Regions from separate parts of the Homo sapiens genome. Here region 2 is linked to region 1. A link is an interaction called in ENCODE POLR2A ChIA-PET data of the cell type or tissue named here. Cell type or tissue: MCF 10A. All regions are shown on one strand.

Region 1 (4,000 bases):
AAAAAGCCAGAGTCTTCTTATCTGAAATGACTGCACTAGTTCCCCAGCAGCAGTTCTTAACCAGGCTGACATGGCTGAAATGACAGAAATAGAATGCAGAATGTAGATAGGAATAAAGGTCATTGAAATTTAGGAGAAAGTTGAATCCCAATGGAAGGATTCAAAGGAATACAATAAAATGATACAGGAGATGAAAGGTAAAATGGCCTTATAAGAAAGAACCAAACTTATCTGATTGAGCTGATAAATTCACTACAAGTATTAATATTTCAGAATACAATTGCAAGTATTAACAGCAGAATCAACCAAGTTGAGAAAAGAACCCCAGAGCTTGAAGACTGGATCTCTGAAATAACTCAGACAAAAATAAAGGAAAAGCAACAAAAGGAGGATAAACATAACCTCTGAGAAATATAGGATTTTGTAAAGTGACCAAATCTATGACACATTGGCATCCCTGAAAGAGAGGGAGAGAAAGCAAGCACCTTGGAAAACGTATTTTAGGATATCATCCATGAAAATTTCCCCAGCCTTGTTAGTAAGCCCAACAGTCAAATTCAGGAACTGCAGAGAACCCCTGTGAAATACCACACAGAAGACCAATCACAAAACACATAGTTATCAATTTTTTTGAGGTCAAAATGAAAGAAAAGATATTAAGAGCAGCCAGAGAGAAGGGTTAGGTCACCTACAAAGAGAACTCCATTAGGCTAACAGTAGACCTTCCAGCAAAACTCCTACAAGCTAGAAGAGTCTGGGGGCTCATATCCAGCATTCTTAAAGAAAAGGAATTCCAACCAAGAATTTCACATATAACCAAACTAAACTTTATAAGTGAAGGAGAAATAAGATCCTTTTTCAGACAAGCGAATGCTAAGAGAATTTGTTACCACCAGACCTGCCTTATAAGAGGTCCTGAAGGAGGTGCTAAATATTGAAAAGAAAAACCATTACTGGCCACTAAAAAACCACACTTAAATACATAGACCAGTGACACTACAAAGCAACCACACAAACAAGTCTGCATAATAACCAGATAACAACAAGATGACAGAATCAAATCTACACATATCAATACTAACCTTAAATGTAAAGTAGCTAAATGCCCCAATTAAAAGTTATAGGGTGGCAAATTGAAAAAAGAAGGAAGACCCAATGATATGCTGTGTGCAAGAGCCACATCTCACATGCAATGACACCAATGGACTCAAAGTAAAGGGATGAAGGAAATCTACCAAGCAAATGAAAAACGGAAAAAAGTAGGGTTGCTATTCTAATTTCAGACAAAACAGACTTTAAACCAACAATGATCAAAAAGATAAAGAAGGACATTAGATAGTGGTAAAGGGTTGAATTCAACAAGAAGACCTAACTATCCTAAATATATACACACCCAACAAGGGGTGTCTCAGCTCAGCCAGTGGTGTTTCCCTTGGATAGAGGATACAATGTCAAACCAGCTCTAGGATGTTCAGCTGCTCAGCTCAGCCAGTGCACGGATTCTGCAGGGTGCCATTTGTCAGTATGGCTCAGGCCTGGGTGTCATGACTACTCTGGGTGGCCCAGGCACTTTATCCCTGGGATGCAGGTTGGAGCTTTGGCTTAGGTACTATGGTGCATGACTACTCTGGGTGACCAGGCACTATTTCTTGAGAGGCAGGGCATTGCTTCCATTTAGGCACCTGAGAGGTGTGATTGCTCTGAGTTTCCAAGGTACTGTTTGCTCAGGATGCAGGGTGGTGCTTCAGCTCTGGCCCAAGGGGATTAGGGGAGAAGTAGGTGGCAACCTCTGGTTGGCCACATGGGAAAGAGTATAACAGATGCTGACAGCTCAGCTTGGGGATGTCAGGCCATTTGACTGGGGTGGTTTGGTGGTGGCTTAGCCTCAGGATGAAGGAGAGGCATGGCTACTTGTCTCCAGAGCAAGACACAGTCCAGCTGTAGTTCCACTTCCAAGATGCTTTGTGCAATAGCCATGTGGGCCACAGAGGGTAGGGCACAGTGTTGGCATCTTTTCTGGAGGGAACATGGCTATGTGGACTCTAGCCAGCTCACTCAGCTGGGCTTAGTGCCAGTGGCTGTAAAGATTGCAAGTGACTCCAGTGTTGAGGTATGTAGGTGTCCAAGGCGTTGTCGGGGGTTGCTGTTATCCACTTGCTTATTGCCTTACCTTGGAAAGAAGTTCCTACAGGTTTCTAGCTTATCTCAGTTGGGGGATGGGATGGTGGTGTCCCGACATTTCCTCTGATTCTCTGTGTAGCCATCCTGAGTTTCTGTGCTCACCAAGACTTCTGTTACTTCTCTGATGCACTGTGATGCTCTCCTTCAGTTATTTTGTGAGGGGATGAGTGCTAGGGGCTTCTAGTCTGCCATCTTGCTGATGTCACTAGTTAGTTGTGGTGACTGGACAAACCAAATAGGTGGGATACAAAGTGAATAATGCTGGTCTCAAGCAACTTCTAACCCTCTGGTTATTTTTGGCTTCTCCAGCAGAAATCAGAATGTCATCCCTAGGTGGATCGCCACTTTCAGCAATCTATTTTAGCCTTTTAAGTCCTTTAGGAACAGTGTAGTATAGTCAAAAGTGAATGGGTTTTGAACTTAGAAGAACTGGGTTCAAATTTCTGCTCTATAATTGTCTAACTGTTTGACTTTGGACTAGGCATATAATCTGCTAGAGTCTTTCTTTTGTTATGTGAAATGAGGAAGATAGTACCTACTATGTAGAGTTGTGAGGATTCAAAATAATTACTATAAAACATCTGATCTGAAAGCAGGGCTTAATAAATTGTGGCTATTATTGTGGATTTATATTTATATTATGGTTATATATAACTCACTATTTATATAAATCTCTATATATAGATTTATATGTTATATTATAGTTACCCCACACTGGCTTTATTAGACTTTGGTTGCTGAAGAAAGATTCATTACTTTTGAAAGGAGAGTTCCGGCCAAAATCTAACTCAAAAAATCCATTTCCCCTCAAGGGTTTCTTTTCACTATTGCAGCTTTCTATAAAGGTTCTTTTAATTTTTGTTGTTGCAGTTTTCTATGAATTTGGGAGTACTTTGTTGCACATTTTGAAGCAGTGCTGCAGAGCTAAATGGTTGCATTTTTACTTAATGGACCTCCAGAAGGCTAGTACCAGTTGTGTATCTTCTTCTTCTTCTATTTTTTTTTTTGAAAATTATAGGGTTTTATTGTTTATAAAATTGTTTTTTTTTTAAATTTAGATTTGGGGGTAAATGTGCAGGTTTGTTACAAAAGTATATTGTGTGATGCTGAAGTATAGGCTTCTAATGATTCCTTTGCCCAAGTAGTGAGTGTAGTACCCAACAGGTAGTTTTTCAACTCTTGCCTCCCCCTGTCTTTTCCTCCTTTTGGGATCCTCAGTGTTTATTGCTCTTATCTTTGTGTCTGTGTGTAGTCAATGTTTGGCTCCCACTTATAAGTGAAAACATGTGGTTTTGATTTTCTGTTTTTGTGTCAATTTGTGTAGAATAATGGCCTGCAGCTGCATCCATATTGCTGCAAAGGACATGATTTCATTCTTTTTTATGGCTGTGTAGTATTCCATGGTGTATATATACCACATTTTCTTTATTCCATCCACCATTGATGGACACCTGGGTTAATTCCATGTCTTTGCTGTTGTGACTAGTGCTATGATGAACATACAAGTGCAGGGGTCTTTTTGGTAGAACAATTTATTTTCCTTTGGGTATATACCCAGTAATGGGATTGCTGGGTCAAACGGTAATTCTATTTTTAGTTCTTTGCAAAATCTTTAAAGTGCTTTCCACAGGGGCTAAACTAATTTGCATCCCCACCAATAGTGTATAAGCGTTCCCTTTTTTCCACAACCTTGCCAATTTCTAATGTTGGACTTTTTGATAATAGTCATTCTGACTGGTGTGAGATGGTATCTCATTATAGTTTTGATTTGCATAGCTCTGATGGTTAGTGACATTAAGCATTTTTTTCACGTTTATTG
Region 2 (4,000 bases), 74 kb before region 1:
TCCTTTGCCTTCTATGTTCGCACACTCTCCCATTTGTCAGATGCATTTTCTGTTTCCTTTGAATTCTCATTTCCTTTTGTATATTCTTTATGTGCAGACTTGAGGTATTTTGGAGGTATTATCAGTAAGACTTGGGAATAGATGGGATGTAGGAAGTGAGGAAAAGAGAAGATTCAAAAAGTCTGGCCTTACCTCTAAATATGAAGAGCCCAGAAAAAGAAAAAATGTCTGGCCTTAGTAACTAGGGGATAGGAGAAAGGCACTTATTGAGATGAAGAAAGACTGAGAAAGTGAAAATGTGTGTGTGTGTGTGTCTGTGTTTATCAAGGATTCATTTGAGTGAAGCTTATTTCATCTCATTTCATCCCAGTGAGGAGAACCAGTAGATAGTCAGGACCTGTGAGTAATCTGCCAACGCACAGAATAATGACGTATTAACTAATTATTCTTATATAACACTCTACTCCTATTTTTCTTCTTTTGTAATTTAGAGGAATTTAAACATTATTGAGGAATTCAGAAAAATCCAAAGGAATTCATACTGTGAACATTGGTGTGGGCCATAGAATTTTACTTTAAAAAATTTTTAATTTTGAAATAATTATAGACTCACAAAAAGTTGTACAATAGTACACAGAGGTCCTGTATGCCTGTCATCCAGTGTCCCCCAACAGTGACATCTTATCTAACTATGGTGCATTATTGAAGGCAGAACATTGATTAGCAGGAAACAGTTAACTGGACTACAGACCTTACTTGGCTTCAAGTTCTTTTTACAAGCATTTATTTTTACATGTTTTTTTGTATAATTTTAGGACATTTTCATCACAGGTACAGATTTATGTAACTACCATTTATAGTTAAGACACAGATTTGTTTACTCATCACAAAGGGACTTCTTCATGCTGCTTAGGGTCATCCCCTCCCTATCCTTCCTTAATCCCTAGTAACTACTTATCTATTCTCTGTCTTGATAATGGTAATTTTGAGAATGTTATACAAATGAAATCATACAGTATGTAAGCTTTGATGATTTTTTTTCCATTGAGCAAAATGCACTTAAGATCATCCAAGCTGTCGTGTGTATCAATGTTCATTTCCTTTTACTGCTGAGCAGCATTTCAAGGATTTGGTTTTGATACCCTGCTGGAGTTTTAGCTATGGAGTGTATATTACTTTGCCAACCTGATATAGTGTTCAAATAAAATAATTGAAGTTGATATATTGGGGCATAATAGGCATGACAAAGGAAGAAGAGTCACAAAGAATGAAATCCTCAGCCATTCTCAGGAGAAAACAATAGGGTTGAGAATAATGCTTAGATACCAACACTTCCCCAAATGGTATTTTATAGGATGCTAGCAGGTCTAACGTGAAAAAAAAGTATTTAATGGCAAAGTTTAGGAAATCACAAAAAATGTCATTGCTGTAGGATTTATCTTTAATATAACAATGTATATTTTGAATTCTAAAAGGATATGATATTCCATGCTTTCTGAACCTTTAGCCCACCACATGAATGTCATTTCACCCAGAATATCTCTGGGCTTTTTCCAGGGAAAATATTTTAGATAAAGCTGTTGTAAGTTAATACACAATATGTAAGTACTAAAATAATCGTGAAGTTTTATTGAGTAGTCAGATGTGTTTATTAAATTGGTTTTAAGGTTTATGACAGGGGTAAAATACAATAGAGTTACTCTAATGGTGGAAATATAACAACCAGATATTCAAAATGGAAATTATCTTGTATGACATAAAAATATGCGACCACTAGGGGGCAGAAGAGGATTAGAGGGAAGAAAGTACCTCCCCCAAATTGTTGCCTAATTTTAATGTTCCTGTTGAATACTAAGAATGAAATGAGATCGGAGGGCTTTTTCTCTTTTCTGGGAAAACAGGTGATAAGGTTATTACAATAATCTGCTTACTTCTGTTACCACATACTTTTTAGGATGCATTCTTATTTTTGGCATGTAATTTATGCATAATAATTTGTTATTCTTAGAGTAAAAAAAAAAACCACGTACAGAGTGGGAGTTTCTTTTTGACTTTATAAAAGTAAATCCTGATTTTCAAAACTGAAGAGATCATTAACCTTTGGACAGTTTAGAAAGAGGTACTATTGCCAGATTCTACTGTCATTTCTCTAGCCTGTTTTGGTTAGGGAATAAGTTATGGCAAGTAAAGTTTGACCTAGAATTTGTGGAATTTTAATCTCCTAATGGAATCAAGAATCCTGATTAATCATAGAACACGTATTTATTACTATCTTTTTCCACCTACTTTTGCTTTGTACTTGAAGTATGTTTCTCCCCAGTGCGTCCTCTTTTATAGTCATAGCTGGAGAAGAATAAACATAACAGAAAAAACAGCAAAATGGACTTGTTAGTGGAGGTTTGGTTGCCTGGAGGGCTTCTCAAAGCCTATCTTCATTGTACAGCACTCACCTTCCACATGTTCTTTTTCATTGTGAACTAGCTTTTCTATATAGACACGTTTTATGATAATCCAGGAAACGCTTCTCGTTTGGGAGGACTGTCTAGAAATTCTCTAACAGGAAAGTGCATTACTGGATTTGATACCATAATGAAGGAAGCTTACCTCCATAAGGCCCAGCCATCCTCTTTTTCCCTTCCTTCAATTGAATACTTGTTTGTGATACACTTGTCCTGGTGAGAGAGGGAAGGTCCTGGGGTGGGAGTTTCATCTCCCTAAAGGAGACAGTAATTCCTGGGGCCATCATCTGGGGAAGTTGTGGGTCTTCAGAAAGAAAACTGGAAACCAGGAGGTGGGAGAGGGAGCTCTTGCCTTTCTCTGGGTATTGCTGTCTTGACTTTGGGCAGGGATGTTTAGATACACCCGAGGATGCTCTCAGGAAGGAGGGGTTTAAGATGCCTCTGCCATACAGACAGGCTGGGAAACAGGGAGAAGGGTGAAGATGGGTGAACTACACCACCTAAACCAGATTATTTAGTTGCCCATTTTTTTTCCTTATTCTGTTTTCCCTTAGATGTTAGTGATTTCTAAATGTTTTGGACCTATTTCAGCTATACTGAATGGAATTTAAGGAAGTTAAAATTGTAATGGCAGAGCCATGCCTCCAGGTGAGGCCAGTGTAGAAGTGGTAGCTTTAATAGATGAGATGTTGAAAGCAGAAATTTGAATGTCAGGGTTAAAAAGCTAGAGTCACAGGGCCTAGCCCTCCTTTCTCATGAGAGCTTTTGTTTGTTCATTGCCACCTTAAAGGGTGATGGGGATTCCACTCAGAGTAGGACCCGTGCAAAGAGGGGACAGTTGGTATTTCTTTTCCCATAAAATGCTACAGAGAGCTGCACTCTAAGCTTCCCCCTTGACAGAGTTCTTTCAAATCTATCAGTGATTAGGTAGAAGGAGAAGGCCAAGTAGGGGACTTATCTGTTTATTATCAATTTAGAACTGACTCTCTCACCCAGCTGTTTTCAGGTGAGGAAACCAGAAACAGGTTCAGAGAGGCCGAGTAATGTTCCCAACGTTACAAGGTTAAAGTTGGGGCAGGGGCTAAAACAGGTTTCCTGCATCCAAGTTGTTTTCACATTTCCCCAGATTGGGATGTTTTCACTTTCTTGGCTAGATCTTACTCTGCAATGATACAGAAGTGTCAAGGTACAAGAGACAGAGACCAGTGAAAAGAGGTTTCTACAGGTTCTTTACTTCAAGACAGTGCTGAGCAATATTAGGTGTTAATTGCATTGTCTGCAGGCCCTGTGTTGAAAGTGGGGTTATTTCAAGGACTCTGGGACCCCGAACTTTGTGGCCTATTGGTTGAAGGGCTGAAATAGAAGGATTCTCCTGTGCCTGCATTTGAAAGCATGACAAAGTGAGTGCTTCAGAGGAGTGTGTGTGTGTGTGTTTGTGTGTGTCTAGGTGTAACTCCTTTTACTGCTTCTTTGGGAAAGATATGTTGTGCCAGGTTGCCAGTGTGCCAGATCACTACCCTCTTCCTTTATCCAGTACACAG

Evidence for each region. ChIA-PET counts read pairs that join two places held together with the same protein. Peaks named below come from ENCODE experiments on the same cell type or tissue, not always from the same donor. Only the 100,000 strongest peaks of a DNase experiment are listed, where the experiment ranks them.
Region 2: POLR2A ChIA-PET joins it to region 1 with 5 read pairs; 2 of 35 experiments call an interaction of 5 or more read pairs at or near these places.

Annotation. Positions count from the first base shown.
Region 1 is chr6:73,927,550-73,931,549 of GRCh38, forward strand. No RefSeq gene overlaps it. Among named protein-coding and RNA genes, the nearest start is that of CD109, 230 kb to the left of the region's middle. In MCF 10A, no CTCF peak of the experiment used is centred here; a DNase peak (open chromatin) is centred at 2,052.
Region 2 is chr6:73,853,407-73,857,406 of GRCh38, forward strand. No RefSeq gene overlaps it. Among named protein-coding and RNA genes, the nearest start is that of CD109, 160 kb to the left of the region's middle. In MCF 10A, a CTCF peak has its summit at 1,793 (motif pointing right); a DNase peak (open chromatin) is centred at 1,795.